Linked DNA regions of Homo sapiens: region 2 is linked to region 1. The links are chromatin loops, found by intact Hi-C in ENCODE. Cell type or tissue: mammary epithelial cell. All regions are shown on one strand. Links, peaks and the distances in the headings refer to the core of each region. The heading gives the core; the rest is flanking DNA. Region 1 overlaps LOC101928516 (a long non-coding RNA gene). Region 2 has its middle 150 kb from the start of CD109.

The links. Peaks named below come from ENCODE experiments on the same cell type or tissue, not always from the same donor. Only the 100,000 strongest peaks of a DNase experiment are listed, where the experiment ranks them.
Region 2: a loop joins it to region 1, with 14 times the contacts of the local background. A loop is called at or near these places in 4 of 110 quality-filtered maps.

What each region holds. Positions count from the first base shown.
Region 1 is chr6:74,086,875-74,094,874 of GRCh38, reverse strand. All of the region lies in intron 1 of LOC101928516 (a long non-coding RNA gene), which reads right to left. Among named protein-coding and RNA genes, the nearest start is that of CD109, 390 kb to the right of the region's middle. In mammary epithelial cell, for the core only: a CTCF peak has its summit at 3,332 (motif pointing left); no DNase peak of the experiment used is centred there; H3K27me3 peaks cover 255 bases.
Region 2 is chr6:73,842,694-73,859,315 of GRCh38, reverse strand. No RefSeq gene overlaps it. Among named protein-coding and RNA genes, the nearest start is that of CD109, 150 kb to the right of the region's middle. RefSeq lists an enhancer at 7,517-8,100. In mammary epithelial cell, for the core only: CTCF peaks have their summits at 2,798 and 4,125 (motif pointing left); no DNase peak of the experiment used is centred there.

The sequences.
Region 1 (8,000 bases), core at 1-8,000:
TCAAAGGCAGCAGGTTGAGTCCTTCTCATATTGTATGACTCTGACCTCTTCTGCTTCTCTCTTCTAAGAACTCTTGTGATTGCACTGGGCCAACCCAAAAAACCCAGGATAATCTCTCTATTCTAGATTTAAGTTGCTAGCAACCTTAATATGCAAAATAATTCCCCTAACCTAACCCATTAATAAATTCCAGGGAATAGGATGTAGACATCTGGGGGTGGCCATTAGTCTGCCCAACACAATAAATATGAATGCATGTCTGTATGCATACACACACCAGGGCAAATATGTATATATTTCATTTGTGTACCTGCACACATATATCTATTTATGTATATAAGGAGAAATTTATACCTATACCCTCATATATTTCTATAATACAAAAACTTACACATTTCTTCAACTAGAATACTGTTCCAGGAAGAATTCTCTCCCTACAAGAACAACTTGTATACATTCATCTCTCAATATCCATTGGGGATTGGTTCTAGGACATCTCATGGACACCAAAATCCATGGATGCTTATGTGCCTGATAAAAAATGGTATAATGTTTGGATATAACCATTGCACATTCTCCCATATATTTTAAATCATCTCTAGAGTATCTATAATACCTAATATGATGTAAATGCTATATAAATCATTGTCATACTGTTTTGTTTTGGAAATACTGACCCAGAAAAAGTATGCACATGTTTAATACAGACTACAGACACAATCTTTGATTTCCAAATATTTTTGATCTGCATTTGGTTGAATCCACGGATGCAGAACCAGTGGATATGAAGGTCTTACTCTACTTTCTTTTTTTCTCAGTTCAGAAAAACTGTAAACTCCATCAGGTTGACCTTACCATGTTTTCCAAGAAGCTCATAACTAAATTTAAATTTCACTTGTAATAGTTTACTAATCCCATATAATGACTACATCTAGCTATCACCTTTTAATTAAAATATTGGATCTACATGTGAATGTTTATAATTGTACTGTATTATATTTATTTCATATTGAAAACTACTTCAAATGTTTTTTTGAAAATAGAATAGGTTATAAATTATCAACAATGACAGCTCTGACAGAAATCCCAGGAAAGCAAAATGATAGTGTTACACTTTCTTTAGACCACGACATTAAATAACAAATCATGGAAAGCTGAAACCATACAGTAATAAGACTCCAAATCCCTGAGAAAGGAAAGAACATTCACACTAGCTTTCCATTTTCCACAGTTCTGAGCTCTGAGCCATTCCAAGAAAATCAAAATGTGATAATCCCAGTCAGATAGAATATCCAAAAGAAAAAAGAAAGAAAACTTTCCAAGAAGAAATGGAGCCTGAGTGGCTGCATGCTCTCACTACATGGAAAGCTTTGAATTTCCTCAAGCTTTGCCACTCCCTGGACATTCATCCTTTCATAATACTTCACCTCTAGAGCTCAGAGACCCATGGGCATTTTAAAGGATTTCAGATGAGCCACTGGATGTGAAATACATCACACATACTAAAAGGCCCAGCCCAGAGCTGGAGGTAGTCCCAGCAACAGCTATTCCACAGCTAAACCACGGTCCCCATGCCCATTCCTGTCAGCAGTGGTGAGCCTCATTAACTCAACCCCATTTACAAAAGTAGCTCATGGATCACAGTCCTAGATGCCACCTCCAGAGTGGGAGCATAAGCCCTCCTCGACTGGTCCTACCTCCCCCTCCCCTCTCCTCCATGTAGGTGATCTTGCTCTCCATGATGACTTAGACATGCATCAAGGTAAAGCTTATAAGCAAGGTGGGCCAAGAAGGAGGCCTCATGTGTACAGAGAAAGGAAGCTCTGATTGCCCCACTGCCCCACCTGAGAGACTACTAGTCACCTTCTTGAAAATATCTCTGTTTAAGCATAGGTAGCAGAAATGAACTCAAAACCTGGCACCAAGATCTACCCGTATGTGGCCTTCAGCAAGTCACATGCCTAAGAAGCCTTATCTCTAAAACAGGATTAATAATAGTGCTCGCCTTGTAGATTTGCTGTGAGAATGAAATGCCATGATATATATAAACTCCTTAGCGTGCTGTATGATGTAGTAAATGCCATAAATGGTAACTAAAGGAATAGATTAAAAGAATTAAAATTAGTAATGCTCCATCTGGAATGCCAAAAACACATTGCATATTGAGTAGTCCAACAAGATCTATTTGTTTAAATTCTCAAAACACTAGAAAGAAATTTGGTCCATAGAAAACAACAAGGGAAGCATTTAATCTGCAAACAGCCTGCAATAGTAACACCTATCATTTGTTGCAGGTATATTCCATACCTGTTACTGGACTAAGCAATTTTTATATACAATATAATCTTAACAATTACCACTTACTTACTCATTTTAAACATCAAATTACTTATGCATAAGTAAACTGGGGAGCAGAAAAGTTAAGGATTTACCCAAAGCCCCACCCCACAGCTAATGAGTTGCAGCTCTATCCCAAACCTGCTTTGAAGTCAGAGCTGATGCTGTTGATTATACGCGTTTTCATGTTTGTTGCATCCCTGAGAGAAATTGAGATTCCTACCAATGCCAATCTTTTAAGAGTCCATTCATACGGTGACCACACAGTCTCTTTGCAGAATTGGCCTCCCCTCACTAAAGGTCCATTCCCCATACCTTGCTTTGCACACTATGAGCCAAGCTATGTTTTGTAGCCTCCACCAGGACCTCATTCCAAAGAGGTTTTCCTCTGGATATTCTGTCTTTTTGTTTCCCTGAGTTCGGCTGCTGGCAGGCCCCCCAACTTTTGAAATGAGGGGGCAGAATCTTTTCTATTCATTTCCACGATGGCACCATTTTTTGTTCCCTCCCTCCTAGAAAGCAAGAGTACTTTAACATTGGCTAAGAACTTCAGGTCAGAAGTTAGGTAAACTTTGTTTTAAATCCTGGCTCCAGCTTTTACTGAACATGTGACTTTGGGTAAGTTCTTGAGTAACACCAATTTTCTTTATTTGTTGAATGGAGCTAATAGTCGTATTTATCACGCTGTTTTCTTGAAAATATTATACGATTAAATGAAGATTAAATGTACAGCTTTTAGCACAATACCCAGCACAGAGCTAGCTATGCAAGATATTAGTATAACACTCATACAATTTTAAGGCTTGAGGTATATTTTCTGACAGACTCTAAGTGTCATATTCATTATGGTGTCCCTAGTTCCTATCACAGTGTCCGGCCTGTAGCTGTGGCTTGTCACACACTTGCTGATTGATCGAATGAAATGCCGTGAATGAATCCTTTATCAGGATATCACAAACTACTGTCACACTCCCCCTAGTGGTGATCTAATAAATTCCCCTACTTGGAGATTCCTAACCTTTGCCTTTAAATTGGATACTTTGGGGACAAAGAGAGATGTAGAAATAGTTTTTAAGAAGCTTTATACATAAAGTGCTGTGTGAAACCTCTGCACTATTCTCTTTCAAAACACTTAAAGATCAACACTATTTGTCTTGGCTTCTAGCGTCAGACTGCTGTTTCTTTGACAGTGATACAACGCAGACCCTGGGTCACATGGGACTCAGTTATATTCCGATTATATACATGTTCACAGAGCCTCTTTCCAAGGAGGGTTCTCTTCCAAGGAGGGTTCATTATATGCTTGCCTAGCCTTTTTGGTGTGTTGTGGCTAACCACTCTAGTAGGAGAAAATAACTAAACCAGAATGACGGAAAGGCGATGAAAAGAATGGGAAGAGCAGTGTGAACTGCGTTTGGAGAGTGAATTCTAGGGAATTTTGAGAAAGTATCATGGGTGAAACAGTAATGTTTGAGCTATTGTGAGATGGAAAGAAAAAGTATTTTAAGATACTTTCCTGTGTGTGGTAAATGGAATTCACCTTTAAAATTTCTTCACAAGACTTCAGTACACATTTAAATAGCTTTTCCAAGACTTTTGGCACATCTAGTGGTGTTTCTTTTGAAGAGGATACCTTCTTAAGACTGCCCAAAATGGGTCCTGCTTTCTTTCAGCTTTTATACATACTTGGTCAATGAACATTCGTTGCTATAAACTGGGCTATGTAGGTAGACCAGTTTCTCTTTTTTCAATACCCTGAACCATACACATCTTCACATGGATCCCTGTATAATGACTTTCTCCTTTGAAACTGCCTTTTACATCCTTATTTATTTCAGCTGCATTAAAATGGCTACTTGAAGAAGCAAGCAGATTATTTAGCATAATTCCCCCAATGATTAATTCTCTTTCAAGGATAGATTTCCAGTAAAATTGCCTTCCAGCCTCCTTTCCTGTTTTGTTGAATAAATAAGTGGTTGTTGGCCTCCACCAATATCCACAGAACAGTAAGGAGCGTGGTTCTTTAGGCTCCAGTGTTTCTCTACTCTCCCACCTACTACTACCAGTGTGACCTTCATAAAATCACAGACATTCTCTGCGCTGCAGATCTTCCTTGTTTTTTCTCTCATTTTGAAAAATTTGTATTGGATTTTAAATACACGCTTACTGCAAAACTCTCAAATAATATGAAATTATATAAAGTGAAACACTTGCTCTCTCCCCACTTCCCACCCTGATCAATCCTTCTACTTATAGTTGCTATCTTCTTATATTTTTATACAAATAATATGTAAATTAGTATATAATTTCTACTAATAAAAATAGTATTGTATAGTATGCATTATACAATTTGAAATTTTCTTAAAAATTAGATCACACTAGACATAATAACCAAGTTACTTTTTTATGTTTTCAAATGGAAATAATAATAGAAACAGCGATTTTATGAGGCTCAAGTGAAATAATGTATGTGAAAACAATTCAACAGTTATAAGATACCCTGCAAAACTATCATCTTTTTATTATAACTAGGAGCTCTTTGCTCATAGTTTACTCTTCTTGTATGGTACCCGGAATGACCAGCTTTTCTTCTTTCCCCTGGTTTCTTAAAAGTATGCTTATTTTCTCAATTTAAAGATACCCTTTAAAAAATATTTTACCATCTCTGAAACCAAGATACATATTACAATAAATATTGTGTCCTGGTTTAATTTGGTAATATTTTTTCGATCTTACTGATTCATAAAATAATGGTGTATCTTAGAATGATGGCATCTTAGATTTGGTGATATACATTAAGTGTATATCTCTTCTTTCCTTAATCAATTTGCAAAATTGTCACCTTATGTAAACAACTTCATCTCCTTCTGTCTAAGCATCATTGGCCATTAAATGGTGGTAATATTTAGAAGAGTTATCATTTTAAAAGTACCAGAGATAGGAATGCCTTATAGTATAAATTCATTAAGTATGAATTTCATCTTTTCCTGTACCCCTTTAAATTAAATTCTTAATTCTCAGGCTGAAATTTAAAGTCCTGACCACATCATTGCATGTCATATACTCTGTCCTTCAACCAACCTATACCACCTGCTATTCTGCAAAATTACCCCATATTTTCTCAGCCCTGACCCCTGACCAAACAGTTGTCTATCAAAGTCCCACCCACCCAATGTCAGCATGCATAGAATTTTTTTCTGATGTTATTGGAGCAGATGTGATCTCTTTTATATTTGAGCCTCCATAGTACTGTATTTTGTTAAATACATTTTTTGTGTTATCCTCACCTCTGTCTGCTAGAACTTGCTTCAAAACACTCTTTCTCTTCATTGCCTGCATATCCCATTCAACAGCACACTACCTTACATAATGTAAGTTTTCGGTAAATAATTTTTCATAGAAATGTACTTTCAACATTAAAATCTGTGGTTATGAGGCATTGCTTCCAGGAATTGTAACATTTTCAATATTTCAATCCTTACATAGTTCCAACTTGAATTTTTATTAGTCTTAAAATATATTTCAAGGTAGTTTGTAGGCAAATATTCTCTTAATTCCTTGAAATCCTTCTTTTAGAAGAAGGATTTTACAGCCGGGAGCAGTGGTTCAAACCTATAACCCCAGCAATTTGGGAGGCCAAGGTGGGAGGATCACTTGAGTCCAGGAGTTCAAGACCGGCCTGGGCAACATAGGGATACCCTGTCTCTACAAATAAGTTAAAAATTAACTGCCTGTGCTCATTGTGTGTGCCTGTGGTCCCAGCTACTCAGGAGGCAGAAGCAGAAGGATCACCTGAGGCCAGGATGTCAAGGCTGTAGTGAGGTGATATTGTGGCACTGCACTCCCACCTGGGTGACAGAGCTAGAAACCAAGATACATATTACAATAAATATTGTGTCCTGGTTTAATTTGGTAATTTTTTTTTATCTTACTGATTCATAAAATAATGGTGTATCTTAGAATGATGGCATCTTAGATGCCATCTCACAAAAAAAATAAAAAAATATGTATATATGCACACACACACACACACACACACACACACACACACATTCAGGTTATTTTATATTTTAAAGAAAAACATGTAAATTTTCCAAATAAGAAAATTGAGAGAAGGCAAAATCAATTCACCAATTATAGTTGGTGCTTTGTCACATAAATAGAAATAATACTGAAGACAAAGCTATTTGAAGATCCTGAAATGTGGATATTCATCCAATCCCACGCAAGATAATTGCCACAAATTTTGTCCTGTATAAACTGAAACTGTGACTATAACATATAGAAGGCTTATACAGTTTCTAGCTATTGAAAACAGAAATGTAGCTAACTAGCTTCCCTTATTTAATATCAGTGATTTTGTAAGGGAATGGTTCTCTTTACAAATAATGATAAACATGCATCTTGCTAAAATTATACAGAGAAACAGAGACCTCCAGTGGCTGAATAACTTCACATAGCGAGAATGTGAACAGCATAAAACAGATGGGAAAGACATAATGGATTATTCACCCAAAAGGTTCTTCAGTCTAGTCTTTCTTTCATGGCATGTACTCTAGTACTTCCTTAATTCTGGTCTAAGTGTCTGAGGACAACTGTGTTCTCACCGTTATGTCAGGAAAATCATATCCCTATCTAAGAGAAGTTGTTACTAGACAGTTTACCTGGTATTTATTTAAAATTATTTTTAATTAGGTTATATAAATTAATTTAAATTATATCTTCCAATTATTTTCTGTGATGTTTTTTCTATTAATATAGTTTCACTGCTTACAAGCAGCGATACTTAAATTTTTTAAATCCTCAATTGATCTTTGTGAGATAAAGAGCACAGACTACATATATGTAAGAAGAAAGTTATATACATAAATATAACATTTTAATAATTCAAATTAATGAGGTGAATGAAAGAAAACATGACAGTTACAAAATATATTTCTAAAACTAACATAATTCATATTATGTGATTCCACTTAATTCTCATATGTTTCCAAAGCTCAATATATGCTTTAATGAAAGCAAAAGTATAAAAATTGCTTGAATCTAAGCAAAAAGGGTTTTATTAAAGGTCTGAGGATCTTTAAAAACTATAGGTTCTCTGTAGCATGTTAAATATTTCTCCCAAAGGGGAGAAAAAACCATGTAAGTTCATTTTCCTTTGTTCTGTCTCTAATATTAGAGAACCACATAGTTTCATTCATTCAAAGAACAAATAGTTGCTAGATATTGAGGATATAAAGATGACTTGATTAACCTTTTAAATATTCAGTTTTCACTAAACACTAAGGTACAAATTAAGCTTCTATGACTGCTCAATAAAATTGAACAGTATTTATGAAAAGCTTACTAAGACAGCCCAGTTCTAGCTTAGAGGTTATTTCTGTATTTTTAAAATAAGGTTGGATAGAATAATAAAATAATGCCTTCCAAAACAGACTTCTTTCCCAAATATTCACACACATCTCCTTTCCCAAATCTCCATGTTTTGGAGGTTTTCTCTCTAAATACAACTCTGAGGCCAAATGCATACAAGACACAGTAAAGAGAAGTTTGGTTAATATAAGACATTATTACATACATACGGGTTTTTATACTTAAGATCAGGACACCTGAGGTCATAGCTACTATAAATAGGAGCCATGTCTTTGAACTCACAGTACCAG
Region 2 (16,622 bases), core at 1-8,000, 240 kb after region 1:
ACATGGATGTCTGTTACAAACCCATACACATATTTAGCTTTCCATACTTTTCCAAATTCCTCATTTTCTCTTCATATCCTTTCCTCTTACTGGCACCTACATTCTCCAAAGTTATCAGATTCTGTAAGTTCACTGGTCCACCCATACATACCTTAAAAAAACTGCTCTGTACTAGGGAGGAATTTACATGTCCCAAACCCCTTTCCCAAGGGCTGCATCCCACTCTGCAAATCGAAACAATCCATTTGGCTCTTATGATAATACATGGTCCTTCTTGAGTGATCCTATGAGCAGTTTCACAAGACTTTCTGGATATAACACCTTATTTCTCTATGCCATTAACAAATATTTTAGGGCAGAAACTTTTCTACACTCTACAAATCTAACCGCAGGGAAAAGGTGGCATTGGCAAGCAAGCTTGGGTCAGTTGTGGTGTTTGACAAACAATTCATAAGGATAATTACAGGGCTTAAAGTTTATAAACTTAAAATTATATATGTGTATCATTATGTGTAATTTTTACTAAAAACACCAATCATCATATTATACGAATTCCTTTACTATAGTGAAAGAAGAAGACTTTAAAGTAGTAAAAACATGTATTATTGTATTAACTACCAAAAAAATGGTTTCCATAGAAAAAGAAACCAAAACAATACAAATTGCATGAAGAAAAGAGTTTGAGCAAATCAAAGCCAGATGATAAAAGCTGAATACTAAAGAAAGAAAGAATGGCACACAGATGGTTCAAGAGAAGAACAGAATCAGCAAAACAAAATTCAAGAACATAAAGACCAAGCCTATACTGCTCCCAGATCCTCAGGAATGCTCACTGATTGGAAAGATGTCTGTCCTGAATTGCAAGAGAGCCAACTAGAATGCTGATATAAACTTGGTGATTAAGAATGTGGGCACTGGAGTCACAGTGTGGGTTCAAATCTCACATCTGCTCTTAAGAAGCTATATAACATTGGGAAATAACTCAACAACCCTAAGCTCATCTTTAAACTAGGGACAATAATTGTACTTTCTCCATTTGGTGGCTAGATGAATTAAGAGGCAATAAATTTAAAGCATTTGCTTTCCATTTAGTTAAGTACTAAATAATATTTTGATACATATTAGTTGTATATTTGAAGATAATATCAAGTTAAGAATACAGAATGACATCCCAGATAACATTATTCCTGAAATGGCATTGTATTATTTTATCATCAAACTCCAGTTTTTACTCTAGATTGCTTTCCCCAAGCAAAACATACATCTTCAACGTATGTGATCACACCAGGAGCTAGGGGATTGTGGATCAATTCTGAAAGATTTAATCTTGGTCAATAGGATTTGGTGAAAGTCAGGTGAGTGAAATGAGGTGGCAGGGTGGTATAATGGTTAGTAATACATGCTCTGGAACCAGATCGCTAGGATTTCAGTCCAGGTTATACACCTACTATCATGTGATATATAGTTCACCTCATTTGTCAGTGTCTCTGTCTGTAATATTGCACTTACCCTGTAAGGCATTTGGAAGGATTACCTGGCATTAAACATGTAAAGAACTTAGAACAATGCCGGGCACATTGTAGTCAAGCAATCAATGTCAGCTGCTGCCACAAGTGGCACATGGTGGTCAGCAACAGCTGCCCTATTGGAGAGAAAACTGGACAAGTGTTACAGATGAGCCCCTTGACAATGTCATATGATGATTTTCCTTTCTCACAGGAGCAGAGTCCATACTCTGTGATTATTAAGCAATTGTCATCAACATCTTGGTGTTCTTTTCCCAGGAAATAAACGGCCCTGAGGAAAAGAAAATGAAACATCTGGACTCTCCTGCTCAATGCCCCTTTGTTTAAAATTGGGATGGCTTGCTTCTTTCACGTCCCCCCAACATTAGAGAGGATTTATCCTTCTGTGTACTGGATAAAGGAAGAGGGTAGTGATCTGGCACACTGGCAACCTGGCACAACATATCTTTCCCAAAGAAGCAGTAAAAGGAGTTACACCTAGACACACACAAACACACACACACACACTCCTCTGAAGCACTCACTTTGTCATGCTTTCAAATGCAGGCACAGGAGAATCCTTCTATTTCAGCCCTTCAACCAATAGGCCACAAAGTTCGGGGTCCCAGAGTCCTTGAAATAACCCCACTTTCAACACAGGGCCTGCAGACAATGCAATTAACACCTAATATTGCTCAGCACTGTCTTGAAGTAAAGAACCTGTAGAAACCTCTTTTCACTGGTCTCTGTCTCTTGTACCTTGACACTTCTGTATCATTGCAGAGTAAGATCTAGCCAAGAAAGTGAAAACATCCCAATCTGGGGAAATGTGAAAACAACTTGGATGCAGGAAACCTGTTTTAGCCCCTGCCCCAACTTTAACCTTGTAACGTTGGGAACATTACTCGGCCTCTCTGAACCTGTTTCTGGTTTCCTCACCTGAAAACAGCTGGGTGAGAGAGTCAGTTCTAAATTGATAATAAACAGATAAGTCCCCTACTTGGCCTTCTCCTTCTACCTAATCACTGATAGATTTGAAAGAACTCTGTCAAGGGGGAAGCTTAGAGTGCAGCTCTCTGTAGCATTTTATGGGAAAAGAAATACCAACTGTCCCCTCTTTGCACGGGTCCTACTCTGAGTGGAATCCCCATCACCCTTTAAGGTGGCAATGAACAAACAAAAGCTCTCATGAGAAAGGAGGGCTAGGCCCTGTGACTCTAGCTTTTTAACCCTGACATTCAAATTTCTGCTTTCAACATCTCATCTATTAAAGCTACCACTTCTACACTGGCCTCACCTGGAGGCATGGCTCTGCCATTACAATTTTAACTTCCTTAAATTCCATTCAGTATAGCTGAAATAGGTCCAAAACATTTAGAAATCACTAACATCTAAGGGAAAACAGAATAAGGAAAAAAAATGGGCAACTAAATAATCTGGTTTAGGTGGTGTAGTTCACCCATCTTCACCCTTCTCCCTGTTTCCCAGCCTGTCTGTATGGCAGAGGCATCTTAAACCCCTCCTTCCTGAGAGCATCCTCGGGTGTATCTAAACATCCCTGCCCAAAGTCAAGACAGCAATACCCAGAGAAAGGCAAGAGCTCCCTCTCCCACCTCCTGGTTTCCAGTTTTCTTTCTGAAGACCCACAACTTCCCCAGATGATGGCCCCAGGAATTACTGTCTCCTTTAGGGAGATGAAACTCCCACCCCAGGACCTTCCCTCTCTCACCAGGACAAGTGTATCACAAACAAGTATTCAATTGAAGGAAGGGAAAAAGAGGATGGCTGGGCCTTATGGAGGTAAGCTTCCTTCATTATGGTATCAAATCCAGTAATGCACTTTCCTGTTAGAGAATTTCTAGACAGTCCTCCCAAACGAGAAGCGTTTCCTGGATTATCATAAAACGTGTCTATATAGAAAAGCTAGTTCACAATGAAAAAGAACATGTGGAAGGTGAGTGCTGTACAATGAAGATAGGCTTTGAGAAGCCCTCCAGGCAACCAAACCTCCACTAACAAGTCCATTTTGCTGTTTTTTCTGTTATGTTTATTCTTCTCCAGCTATGACTATAAAAGAGGACGCACTGGGGAGAAACATACTTCAAGTACAAAGCAAAAGTAGGTGGAAAAAGATAGTAATAAATACGTGTTCTATGATTAATCAGGATTCTTGATTCCATTAGGAGATTAAAATTCCACAAATTCTAGGTCAAACTTTACTTGCCATAACTTATTCCCTAACCAAAACAGGCTAGAGAAATGACAGTAGAATCTGGCAATAGTACCTCTTTCTAAACTGTCCAAAGGTTAATGATCTCTTCAGTTTTGAAAATCAGGATTTACTTTTATAAAGTCAAAAAGAAACTCCCACTCTGTACGTGGTTTTTTTTTTTACTCTAAGAATAACAAATTATTATGCATAAATTACATGCCAAAAATAAGAATGCATCCTAAAAAGTATGTGGTAACAGAAGTAAGCAGATTATTGTAATAACCTTATCACCTGTTTTCCCAGAAAAGAGAAAAAGCCCTCCGATCTCATTTCATTCTTAGTATTCAACAGGAACATTAAAATTAGGCAACAATTTGGGGGAGGTACTTTCTTCCCTCTAATCCTCTTCTGCCCCCTAGTGGTCGCATATTTTTATGTCATACAAGATAATTTCCATTTTGAATATCTGGTTGTTATATTTCCACCATTAGAGTAACTCTATTGTATTTTACCCCTGTCATAAACCTTAAAACCAATTTAATAAACACATCTGACTACTCAATAAAACTTCACGATTATTTTAGTACTTACATATTGTGTATTAACTTACAACAGCTTTATCTAAAATATTTTCCCTGGAAAAAGCCCAGAGATATTCTGGGTGAAATGACATTCATGTGGTGGGCTAAAGGTTCAGAAAGCATGGAATATCATATCCTTTTAGAATTCAAAATATACATTGTTATATTAAAGATAAATCCTACAGCAATGACATTTTTTGTGATTTCCTAAACTTTGCCATTAAATACTTTTTTTTCACGTTAGACCTGCTAGCATCCTATAAAATACCATTTGGGGAAGTGTTGGTATCTAAGCATTATTCTCAACCCTATTGTTTTCTCCTGAGAATGGCTGAGGATTTCATTCTTTGTGACTCTTCTTCCTTTGTCATGCCTATTATGCCCCAATATATCAACTTCAATTATTTTATTTGAACACTATATCAGGTTGGCAAAGTAATATACACTCCATAGCTAAAACTCCAGCAGGGTATCAAAACCAAATCCTTGAAATGCTGCTCAGCAGTAAAAGGAAATGAACATTGATACACACGACAGCTTGGATGATCTTAAGTGCATTTTGCTCAATGGAAAAAAAATCATCAAAGCTTACATACTGTATGATTTCATTTGTATAACATTCTCAAAATTACCATTATCAAGACAGAGAATAGATAAGTAGTTACTAGGGATTAAGGAAGGATAGGGAGGGGATGACCCTAAGCAGCATGAAGAAGTCCCTTTGTGATGAGTAAACAAATCTGTGTCTTAACTATAAATGGTAGTTACATAAATCTGTACCTGTGATGAAAATGTCCTAAAATTATACAAAAAAACATGTAAAAATAAATGCTTGTAAAAAGAACTTGAAGCCAAGTAAGGTCTGTAGTCCAGTTAACTGTTTCCTGCTAATCAATGTTCTGCCTTCAATAATGCACCATAGTTAGATAAGATGTCACTGTTGGGGGACACTGGATGACAGGCATACAGGACCTCTGTGTACTATTGTACAACTTTTTGTGAGTCTATAATTATTTCAAAATTAAAAATTTTTTAAAGTAAAATTCTATGGCCCACACCAATGTTCACAGTATGAATTCCTTTGGATTTTTCTGAATTCCTCAATAATGTTTAAATTCCTCTAAATTACAAAAGAAGAAAAATAGGAGTAGAGTGTTATATAAGAATAATTAGTTAATACGTCATTATTCTGTGCGTTGGCAGATTACTCACAGGTCCTGACTATCTACTGGTTCTCCTCACTGGGATGAAATGAGATGAAATAAGCTTCACTCAAATGAATCCTTGATAAACACAGACACACACACACACACATTTTCACTTTCTCAGTCTTTCTTCATCTCAATAAGTGCCTTTCTCCTATCCCCTAGTTACTAAGGCCAGACATTTTTTCTTTTTCTGGGCTCTTCATATTTAGAGGTAAGGCCAGACTTTTTGAATCTTCTCTTTTCCTCACTTCCTACATCCCATCTATTCCCAAGTCTTACTGATAATACCTCCAAAATACCTCAAGTCTGCACATAAAGAATATACAAAAGGAAATGAGAATTCAAAGGAAACAGAAAATGCATCTGACAAATGGGAGAGTGTGCGAACATAGAAGGCAAAGGAGGGGGCAGAGCAAGAGGGCTGAATAGAAGCCTCCACTGATTGTCCCCCCTGCAGGAAAGCCAAGTTTAATAACTATCTATACAAAAAAGAACATCTTATAAGAAGCAGAAATCAGGATACAGATACCAGCTCAACCACAGTGGAGTACAATGCCAAGAAGGCTCTTGGGGTCCTCAATTCTGGGCCTTGGCTTGTGGATGACAGTTTTGGACCTGTCCTGGTCCAGAGAGGAGTCCACTGCCCTGAAGGGTGAGTCCCAGGCCTGGCAGCATTCACCACAAGCTCACTGAAGAGCTCTTGGGCCTTAAGAGAACATTGGCCATAGCCTGCCAGTACTTTCCATAGGCCTGTGGTGGTGATGGCCATAGGAAGAGACTCCTATGCCTGTGGAAAGGGGAAGGAAAAATGGGAAGAACTTTGTCTCATGGTTTGAATGCCAGCTTAGCTGTAGTAAAATAGAACAAAAGGCAGATGTTTAAGGTTTTTGACTCCACTCCCTGGCTCCTGGATAGCATCTCTAGACCTGTCCAGGGGCTGGGGTAACTTGCTACCTTGAAGGGAAGAATACAAGCCTGGCTGGCTTCACCACCTGCTAACTGTAGAGTCCTGTGGTCTTAAACAAACATAGGTGGTAGCCAGGTAGTGGTTACAGTGGGCCTTGGGTGAGACCCAGTGCTGTACTGACTTCAGATATGACCCAGTACAGTCTCAGCGATGGCCACAGGAGTACATGGGTCACCCCTCACTCAACTCTAGGTGACTCAGAACAGAGAGAAAGACGTTTGGGAGAAAGTAAGTGACAAGAACAACAGTATCTGCCTGGCAACCCAGAGAATTCTTCCAGACCTTATCCAAGACCACTAAGTCTGCGAGAAGCACAATGTTACTGGGCTGGAGGTGCTCGTGCTCCCTAATGCAGATATGGCTCAGATCATAACACCCAAGTACCCTTGAATACCTGAGAAGCCATCCCAAAAAGGACAAGTACAAATAAGCCCAGACTGTGAAGACTACAAGAAATACCTAGCTCTTCAATACCTAGACACCAACAAACACTTGCAAGCATCAAGACCATTCAGGAAAACATGACCTTAGCAAATGAATTAAATAAGGTACCTGGGACCAATCCTGGAGAAACAAAGATATGTGGCCTTTCAGAGAGAACTCAAAATGGCTATTTTGAGGAAACTCAAAAAAATTCAAAATAATATTGAGAAAGAATTCAGAATTATATCAGATAAATTTAACAAAGAAATTGAAATAATTTAAAAGAATCAAACAAATTCTGGAGTTAAAAAATATAATTGACATATTGAATAATGCATCAGAGTCTCTTAGTAGCAGAAATGATCAAGCAGAAGAAATAATTAGTGAGCTTGAAGATAAACTTTTGAAAATACATCATTTGCTCTCCCTCTCCCTCTCCCTCTCCATCTCCCCACGGTCTCCCTCTCCCTCTCTTTCCACGGTCTCCCTCTGAGGCCAAGCTGAAGCTGGACTGTACTGCTGCCATCTCGGCTCACTGCAACCTCCCTGCCTGATTCTCCTGCCTCAGCCTGCCCAGTGCCTGCGATTGCAGGCGCGCGCCACCACGCCTGACTGGTTTTCGTATTTTTTTGGTGGAGACAGGGTTTTGCTGTGTTGGCCGGGCTGGTCTCCAGCTCCTAACCGCGAGTGATCCGCCAGCCTCGGCCTCCCGAGGTGCCGGGATTGCAGACAGAGTCTCGTTCACTCAGTGCTCAATGGTGCCCAGGCTGGAGTGCAGTGGCGTGATCTCGGCTCGCTACAACCTCCACCTCCCAGCCGCCTGCCTTGGCCTCCCAAAGTGCCGAGATTGCAGCCTCTCTTCCCTTCTGGGAAGTGAGGAGCGTCTCTGCCTGGCCGCCCATCATCTGGGATGTGAGGAGCCCCTGTGCCTGGCTGCCCAGTCTGGAAAGTGAGGAGCGTCTCTGCCCGGCCACCATCCCATCTAGGAAGTGAGGAGCGTCACTGCCCGGCCGCCCATCATCTGAGATGTGGGGGGCGCCTCTGCCCCGTCTGGGATGTGAGGAGCACCTCTGCCCGGCCACGACCCCATCTGGGAGGTGAGGAGCATCTCTGCCCGGCCGCCCCGTCTGAGAAGTGAGGAGTCCCTCCGCCCGGCAGCCGCCCCGTCTGAGAAGTGAGGAGCCCCTCCACCCGGCAGCCACCCCATCTGGGAAGTGAGAAGCGTCTCCGCCCGGCAGCCACCCCATCCGGGAGAGAGGTGGGGGGTCAGCCCCTGCCAGGCCAGCTGCCCCATCCGGGAGGGAGGTGGGGGTCAGCCCCCGCCCGGCCAGCCGCCCCGTCTGGGAGGGAGGTGGGGGGTCAGCCCCCGCCCGGCCAGCCGCCCCATCCGGGAGGTGAGGGGCGCCTCTGCCCGGCCGCCCCTACTGGGAAGTGAGGAGCCCCTCTGCCCAGCCACCACCCCATCTGGGAGGTGTACCCAACAGCTCATTGAGAACGGGCCATGATGACAATGGCGGTTTTGTGGAATAGAAAAGGGGGAAAGGTGGGGAAAAGATTGAGAAATCGGATGGTTGCTGTGTCTGTGTAGAAAGAAGTAGACATAGGAGACTTTTCATTTTGTTCTGTACTAAGAAAACTTCTTCTGCCTTGGGATCCTGTTAATCTATGACCTTACCCCCAACCCTGTGCTCTCTGAAACATGTGCTGTGTCCACTCAGGGTTAAATGGATTGAGGGCGGTGCAAGATGTGCTTTGTTAAACAGATGCTTGAAGGCAACATGCTCCTTAAGAGTCATCACCACTCCCTAATCTCAAGTACCCAGGGACACAAACACTGCGGAAGGCCGCAGGGTCCTCTGCCTAGGAAAACCAGAGACCTTTGTTCACTTGTTTATCTGCTGACCTTCCCTCCACTATTGTCCTATGACCCTGCCAAATCCCCCTCTGTGAGAAACACCCAAGAATGATCAATAAAAAAAAAAAAAGAAGGTACTTTGTAGTCTCCCCCACCCCTAAGAAGGTTCTTTGTAATTCTCCCCACCCTTGAGAATGTACTTTGTGAGATCCACCCCTGCCCACCAGATAACAACCCCTTTGACTGTAATTTTCCATTACCTTCCCAAATCCTATAAAACGGCTCCACCCCTATCTCCCTTCGCTGACTCGCTTTTCGGACTCAGCCCACCTGCACCCAGGTGAAATAAACAACCATGTTGCTCACAAAAAAAAAAAAAAAAGAAAAAAGAAAACACATCATTTAAGGAGATAAAAGAAAAAAAAGAATAAAAAAGAATAAAGCATGCCTTCAAGATCTAGAAAATGACCATAAAAGGGCAAATCTAAGAGTTATTGGCCTTAAAGAGGAGGCAGAGAAATATATAAGAGTGGAAAATGTATTTAAAGGGATAATAACAAAGAACCTTGCAAACCTAGAGAAAAATATAAATATCCAAGCACAAGAAGGTTATGGAACTCCAAGCATATTTAACTCAAAGAACACTGCCTCAAAACATATAATAGTCAAAATTCCAAAGGTTGAGGATAAAGAAAGGACCTTAAAAGCAGCAAGAGAAAAGAAACAAATAACATACAATGGAGCTCCAATACCCCTGGCAGAAGACTTTTCTGTGGAAACCTTACACATCAGGAGAGAGTGGCATAACATATTTAAAGTCTGGAAGGGAAAAAACTTTTATCCTAGAATGGTATATCCAGCAAAAATATCCTTGAAACCTGAAGGTGAAATAAAGACTTTCCCAGACAAAAGCTGAGGGATTTTATCAACACCTGTCCTACAAGATATGCTAAAGGGAGTACTTCAATCAGAAAGAAAAAAAAATTAATGAATGTAAGAAATTTTCTGAAGATAAAAAACTCACTGGTAATTCTAAGTACACACAAAAACACAAAATATTATAGCACTGTAATTGTGGTACATAAACTACTCTTAAGTAGAAAGACTAAAAGGTAAACCAATCAAAAATAATAACTACAACAACTTTTCAAGAAATAGACAGTACAATAAGCTATAAATAGAAACTATGAAAAGTTAAAAAGCAGGCGGACAAAGTTAAAGTGTTGAGTTTTTTTTCATTTTCCTATTGTTTGTTTGATCATGCAATCAGTGTTAACTTCTCATCAATTTAACATAATGTTTAAGATATTATTTGCAAGCCATAAACTGAAATCAAAATATATACAATGGGCACATAAAAAATAAAAAGCAAGAAATTAAAGCATACCACAAGAAAAAGTCAACTTCACTAAAAGGAATACAGGAAGGAAGGAAAGAAGAAAGAGAAGACCACAAAACAACCTGAGAGCAAATGACAAAATGGCAGGAGTAGGTCTTTACTTATCAATAATAATATTAAATGTAAATAGACTAAACTCTCCAATCAAAATAAAGAGTGGCTGAATGGATTTTAAAAACAAGACCCAGTAATCTCTGGCCTACAAGAAACACACTTTACCTATAAAGACATAAATATATTGAAAATGAAGGGTTGGAAAAAGATATTCCATGCCAATGGAAACCAAAAAGAGCAGGAGTAGCTATGCTTATTGCATACAAAATAGATTTCAAGATGAAAACTACAAAAACAGACAAAGCCATTATATAATCATAAAAGGGATCAATTCAGCAAGAGGATATAATAATTGTAAATGTTTATGCACCCAACACTGGAACACCAAGATATATAAAGCAAATATTATAAGAGCTGAGGAGAGAAATAGACCCCCAACATGATAATAGCTGGAGACTTCAACCCCCAACTTTCAGCATTAGACAGATTTTCCAGACAGAAAATCAACAAAGAAACATCAGACTTAAGCTGTACTAGAAAACAAATGGACCCAATAAATATTTACAAAACATTTTATCCAGTGGCTGAAGAATACACATTCTTCTCCTCAGCACATGGATCATTCTCAAGGATAGCCCATAGGTCACAAAACAAGTCTAAAACATTAAAAAAAAAACTGAAATAATATCAAGCATCTTTTCTAACCACAATGAAAGAAAACTAGAAATCAGTAACAACATGAATTTTGGAAACTATACAAACACATGGAACTTATTTTTTTTTTTTGCAGTCTTTGATTTTTTTTTTATTATTATACCTTAAGTTTTAGGGTACATGTGCACAATGTGCAGGTTTGTTACATATGTATACATGTGCCATGCTGGTGTGCTGCACCCATTAACTCATCATTTAGCATTAGGTATATCTCCTAATGCTATCCCTCCCCTCTCCCCCCAACCCACAACAGTCCCCAGAGTGTGATGTTCCCCTTCCTGTGTCCATGTGTTCTCACTGTTCAATTCCCATCTATGAGTGAGAACATGCGGTGTTTGGTTTTTTGTCCTTGCGATAGTTTACTGAGAATGATGATTTCCAATTTCATCCATGTCCCTACAAAGGACATTAACTCATCATTTTTTATGGCTGCATAGTATTCCATGGTGTATATGTGCCACATTTTCTTAATCCAGTCTATCGTTGTTGGACATTTGGGTTGGTTCCAAGTCTTTGCTGTTGTGAATAGTGCCACAATAAACATACTTGTGCACATGTCTTTAAAGCAGCATGATTTATAGTCCTTTGGGTATATATCTAGTAATGGGATGGCTGGGTCAAATGGTATTTCTAGTTCTAGATACCTGAGCAATCGCCACACTGACTTCCACAATGGTTGAACTAGTTTACAGTCCCACCAACAGTGTAAAAGTGTTCCTATTTCTCCACAGCCTCTCCAGCACCTGTTGTTTCCTGACTTTTTAATGATTGCCATTCTAACTGGTGTGAGATGTTATCTCATTGTGGTTTTGATTTGCATTTCTCTGATGGCCAGTGATGATGAGCATTTTTTCATGTGTCTTTTGGCTGCATAAACATCTTCTGAGAAGTGTCTGTTCATGTCCTTCGCCCACTTTTTGATGGGGTTTTTTGTTTTTTCTTGTAAATTTGTTTGAGTTCATTGTAGATTCTGGATATTAGCCCTTTGTCAGATGAGTAGGTTGTGAAAATTTTCTCCCATTTTGTAGGTTGCCTGTTCACTCTGATGGTAGTTTCTTTTGCTGTGCAGAAGCTCTTTAGTTTAATGAGATCCCATTTGTCAATTTTGGCTTTTGTTGCCATTGCTTTTGGTGTTTTAGACCTGAAGTCCTTGCCCATGCCTATGTCCTGAATGGTAATGCCTAGGTTTTCTTCTAGGGTTTTTATGGTTTTAGGTCTAATGTTTAAGTCTTTAATCCATCTTGAATTAATTTTTGTATAAGAAACACATGGAACTTAAACAATATGTTTCTGAATGACCAGTGGGTCAATAAAGAAATTAAGAAAGAAATTGAAAAAATTTTAAATAAGCGATGGATATACAACATACCAAAACCTATGTGATACAGAGACAGTCACACTAAGAAGAAAGTTTATGGCTATAACTGCCTGTAGCAAAAAAGCAGGAAAACTACAAATAAACAACCTAACAATGCATCTTAAAGAACTAGAAAGGCAGAAACAAACCAAACTCAAAATTAGTAAAAGAAAAAATCATAAAAGTCAGAGTAGGAATGAACGAAATTGAAATGAAGAGAGCAATAAAAAAGATCAATGAAATGAAAAGTTGGTTTTTTGAAAAGATTACCAAAATTGAAAAACCTGTAGCCAGACTAAACAATATTAAAAAACAGAGAAGAACCAAATAAATAAAATCAGAGATTAAAAAGGAGACATTACAGTTGATACCACAGAAATTTGAAGGATCATTAGTGGCTATTATGAGCAACTATATGCCAATAAATTGGAAAATCAAGAAGAAATGGATAAATTCCTAAACACATAAAAACTACCAAGATTGAACCATGAAGAAATCCAAAAGCTGAATAGACCAATAACAAGTAATGAGATTGAAGTCATAATAGAGTCTCCCGGGAAAAAAAAACTGGGACCTGATGGTTTAACTGCTGAATTCTACCAAACATTTAAAGAGCTAATACCAATTCTACTTAAACTATTCCAAAAAGTAGAGGAGAAGGAAATACTTCCAAACTCATTCTACAAGGCCAGTATTACCCTGATACCAAAACCAGACAAAGGCACATCAAAAAAGGAAAACTATAGGCCAATATCCCTGATGAATATTGATGCAAAAATCCTTAACAAAATACTAGCAAATCAGATTTAACAATGCATTAAAAAGATCATTCATCATGACCAAGTGGATTTATCCCAGGGATGCAAAGATGGCTCAACATATGCAAATTTATCAATGTGATACATCATATCAACAGAAAGAAGGACAAAACCCATATGTACTAGTCTGTTTTCATGCTGCTGATAAAGACATACCAGAGACTGGGAAGAAAAAGAGGTTCCACATGGCTGGGGAGGCCTCAGAATCACGGCAGGAGACAAAAGGCACTTCTTACATGGCAGCAGCAAGAGAAAATGAGAAAGAATCAAAAGTGGAAACCCCTGATAAACCCATCAGATCTTGTGAGACTTATTCACTATCATGAGAATAGCACAGAAAAAACCAGCCCCCATGACTAAATTGCCTCCCCCTTGGGTCTTTCCCACAACACATAGAAATTCTGGGAGATACAATTCAAGTTGAGATTTGGTGGGGACACAGCCAAACCATATCATTCTGCCCCTAGCCCCTCCAAATCTCATGTCGTCACATTTCAAAACCAACCATGCCTTCCCAATAGTCCCCCAAAGTCTTAACTCCTTTCAGCATTAATCCAAAAGTCCACAGTCCAAAATCTCATCTAAGACAAGACAAGTCCCTTCTGCCTATGAACGTGTAAAATCAAAAGCAAGCTAGTTGCTTCCTAGATACTATGGGGGTACAGATATTGGGTAAATATGGCCATTCCAAATTAGAGAAATTGGCCAAAACAAAGGTATTACAGGTCCCATGCAAGTCTGAAATCCAGTGGGGCAGTCACATTTTAAAGCTCCAAAATGATCTCCTTTGACTTCAGGTCTCACATCCAGGTTTCGCTGATGCAAGAGGTGGATTCTCATGATCTTTGGCAGCTCTGCCCCTGTGGCTTTGCAGGGTACACCCTCCCTCCCAGCTACTTTCACGGGCTGGCACTGAGTGTCTGTGGCTTTTCCAGGTGCAAGGTTGAAGGTATTGGTGGCCCTCTTCTCACAACTCCACTAGGCAGCACCCCACTAGGGACTCTGTGTGGGGGCTCCCACCTCACATTTCCCTTCTGCACTGCCCTAGCAGAGGTTCTCCATGAAGGCCCCAGCACTGCAGCAAACTTTTGCCTGGGCATTCAGGCATTTCCATACATCTTCTGAAATCTAGGTAGAGGTTCCCAAACCTCAATTCTTGACTTCTGTGTACCCACAGGCTCAACATGGAAGCTTCCAAGGCTTGGGGCTTCCACCCTCTGAAGCCACAGCCTGAGCTGTATGTTGGCCCCTTTCAGCCACAGCTGGAGTGGCTGGGATGCAGGGCACCAAGCCCCTAGGCTGCCCATAGCATGGGGACCCTGGGCCTAGCCCACAAAACTGTTTTTTCCTCCTGGGCCTCCAGGCCTGTGATGGGAGGGGCTGCCATGAAGGTCTCTGACATGGCCTGGAGACATTTTCCCCATGGTCTTGGGGATTAACATGAGGCTCCTTGTTACTTATGCAAATTTCTGCAGCCAGCTTGAATTTCTCCCCAGAAAATGGGTTTTTCTTTTCTATTGCATAGTCAGGCTGCAAATTTTATGAACTTTTATGCTCTGTTTCTCTTTTAAAATGGAATGTTTTTAACAATACCCCAGTCACCTCTTGAATGCTTTGCTGCTTAGAAATTTCTTCTGCCAGGTACCCTAAATTATCTCTCTCAAGTTCAAAGTTCCACAAATCTCTAGGGCATGGGCAAAATGCCACCAATCTCTTTGCTAAAACATAACAAGAGTCACCTTTGCTCCAGTCCCAATAAATTCCTCATCTCCATCTGAGACCACCTCAGCCTGGATTTTATTGTCCATATCGCTATCAGCATTTTGGGCAAAGCAATTCAACAAGTCTGTAGGAAGTAACAAACTTTCCCACATTTTCCTGTCTTCCTCTTAGCCCTTCAAACTGTTCCATTCTCTGCCTGTTACCCAGTTCCAAAGTTCCTTCTACATTTTCAGGTATATTTTCAGTAATGCCCTACTGGTATCAATTTATTGTATTAGTCTGTTTTCACACTGCTGACAAAGACATACCCGAGACTGGGAAGAAAAAGAGGTTTAATTGGACTTACAGTTCCACATAGTTGGGGGGGCCTCAGAATCATGGCAGGAAGCAAAAGGCACTTCTTACATGGTAGCAGCAAGAGAGAATGAGGAAAATGAGCAAAGGCAGAAACCCCTGCTAAACCCAACAGATCTCATAAGACTTAATCACTATCACGAGACTAGCACAGAAAAACCAGCCCCCATGATTCAGTCACCTCCCCTTGGGTCCCTCCCACAACTTGTGGGAATTCTGAGAAATACAATTCGAGATTTGGTGGGGACACACCCAAACCATATCAACATATGATCATTTCAACTGACACTAAAAAAAATTTTTGATAAAATGGAACACCTCTTCATGATAAAAACCCTCAAAAAACTGGGTATAAAAGAAAACATACCTGAACATAATAAAAGGCATATATGACAAACCCACAGCTAATATTATACTGAATGGGGAAAAAAATGAAAACCTTTCCCCTAAGATCTGTAACACAACAAGGATGCCCACTTTTACCACTGTTATTCAATACAGTACTGGAAGTTCTAGCCAGAGCAATCAGACATGAATAAGAAATAAAGGGTATCCAAATTAGAAAAGCAGTTGTCAAATTTCCTTGTTTGCAGGTGATATGATCTTGTACTTGGAAAAACCTAAAGACTCCACCAAAAAACTATTAGAACTGATAAACAAATTCAGTCAAGTTGCAGATCAACATACAAAAGATCAAAATATCAATGACATTCTTCACAGAGATAGAAAAAAATCCTAAAATTTATATGGAATCACAAGATACCCAGAATAGCCAAAGCTATACCAAGAAAAAAAAAATGAAATTGGAGGAATCACATTACCTGACTTCAAATTATACTACAAAACTATAGTAACCAAAACAATATGGTACTAGCATAAAAATAGGCACACAATGGAACAGAATAGAGCCCAGAAACAAATCCGTACATCTATAGAGAACTCATTTTCAACAAAGGTGCCAAGAACATACATTGGGGAAATGACAGTCTCTTCAATATTCTGGGAAAACTAGATATCCATATGCAGAAGAATGAAACTAGACCCTGTCTCTCACCATACACAAAAATCAAATCAAAATGGATTATTAAAGACTTAAATCTAAGACCTCAAACTATAAAACTACTGGCACAGCAAAGGAAACAACAAAATAAAGAGACAACCCACCGAATGGGAGAAAAGATTTGCAAACTACTCATCCGACAAGAGATTAATAACCATAATATAAAAATCAAAAATGGGAAAAATATCCGAATAGACATTTCTCAATAGAAGACATACAAATGGCAAACAGGCTTATGAAAAGGTGTGTAACATCATTGATCATCAGAGAAATGCAAATCAAAACTACAATGCAATATCACCTCACCCCAGTTAAAATGGCTTTTATCCAAAAGACATGTGATTACAAATGCTGGTGAGGATGTAGAAAAAAGGGAAACCTCATCCACTGTTG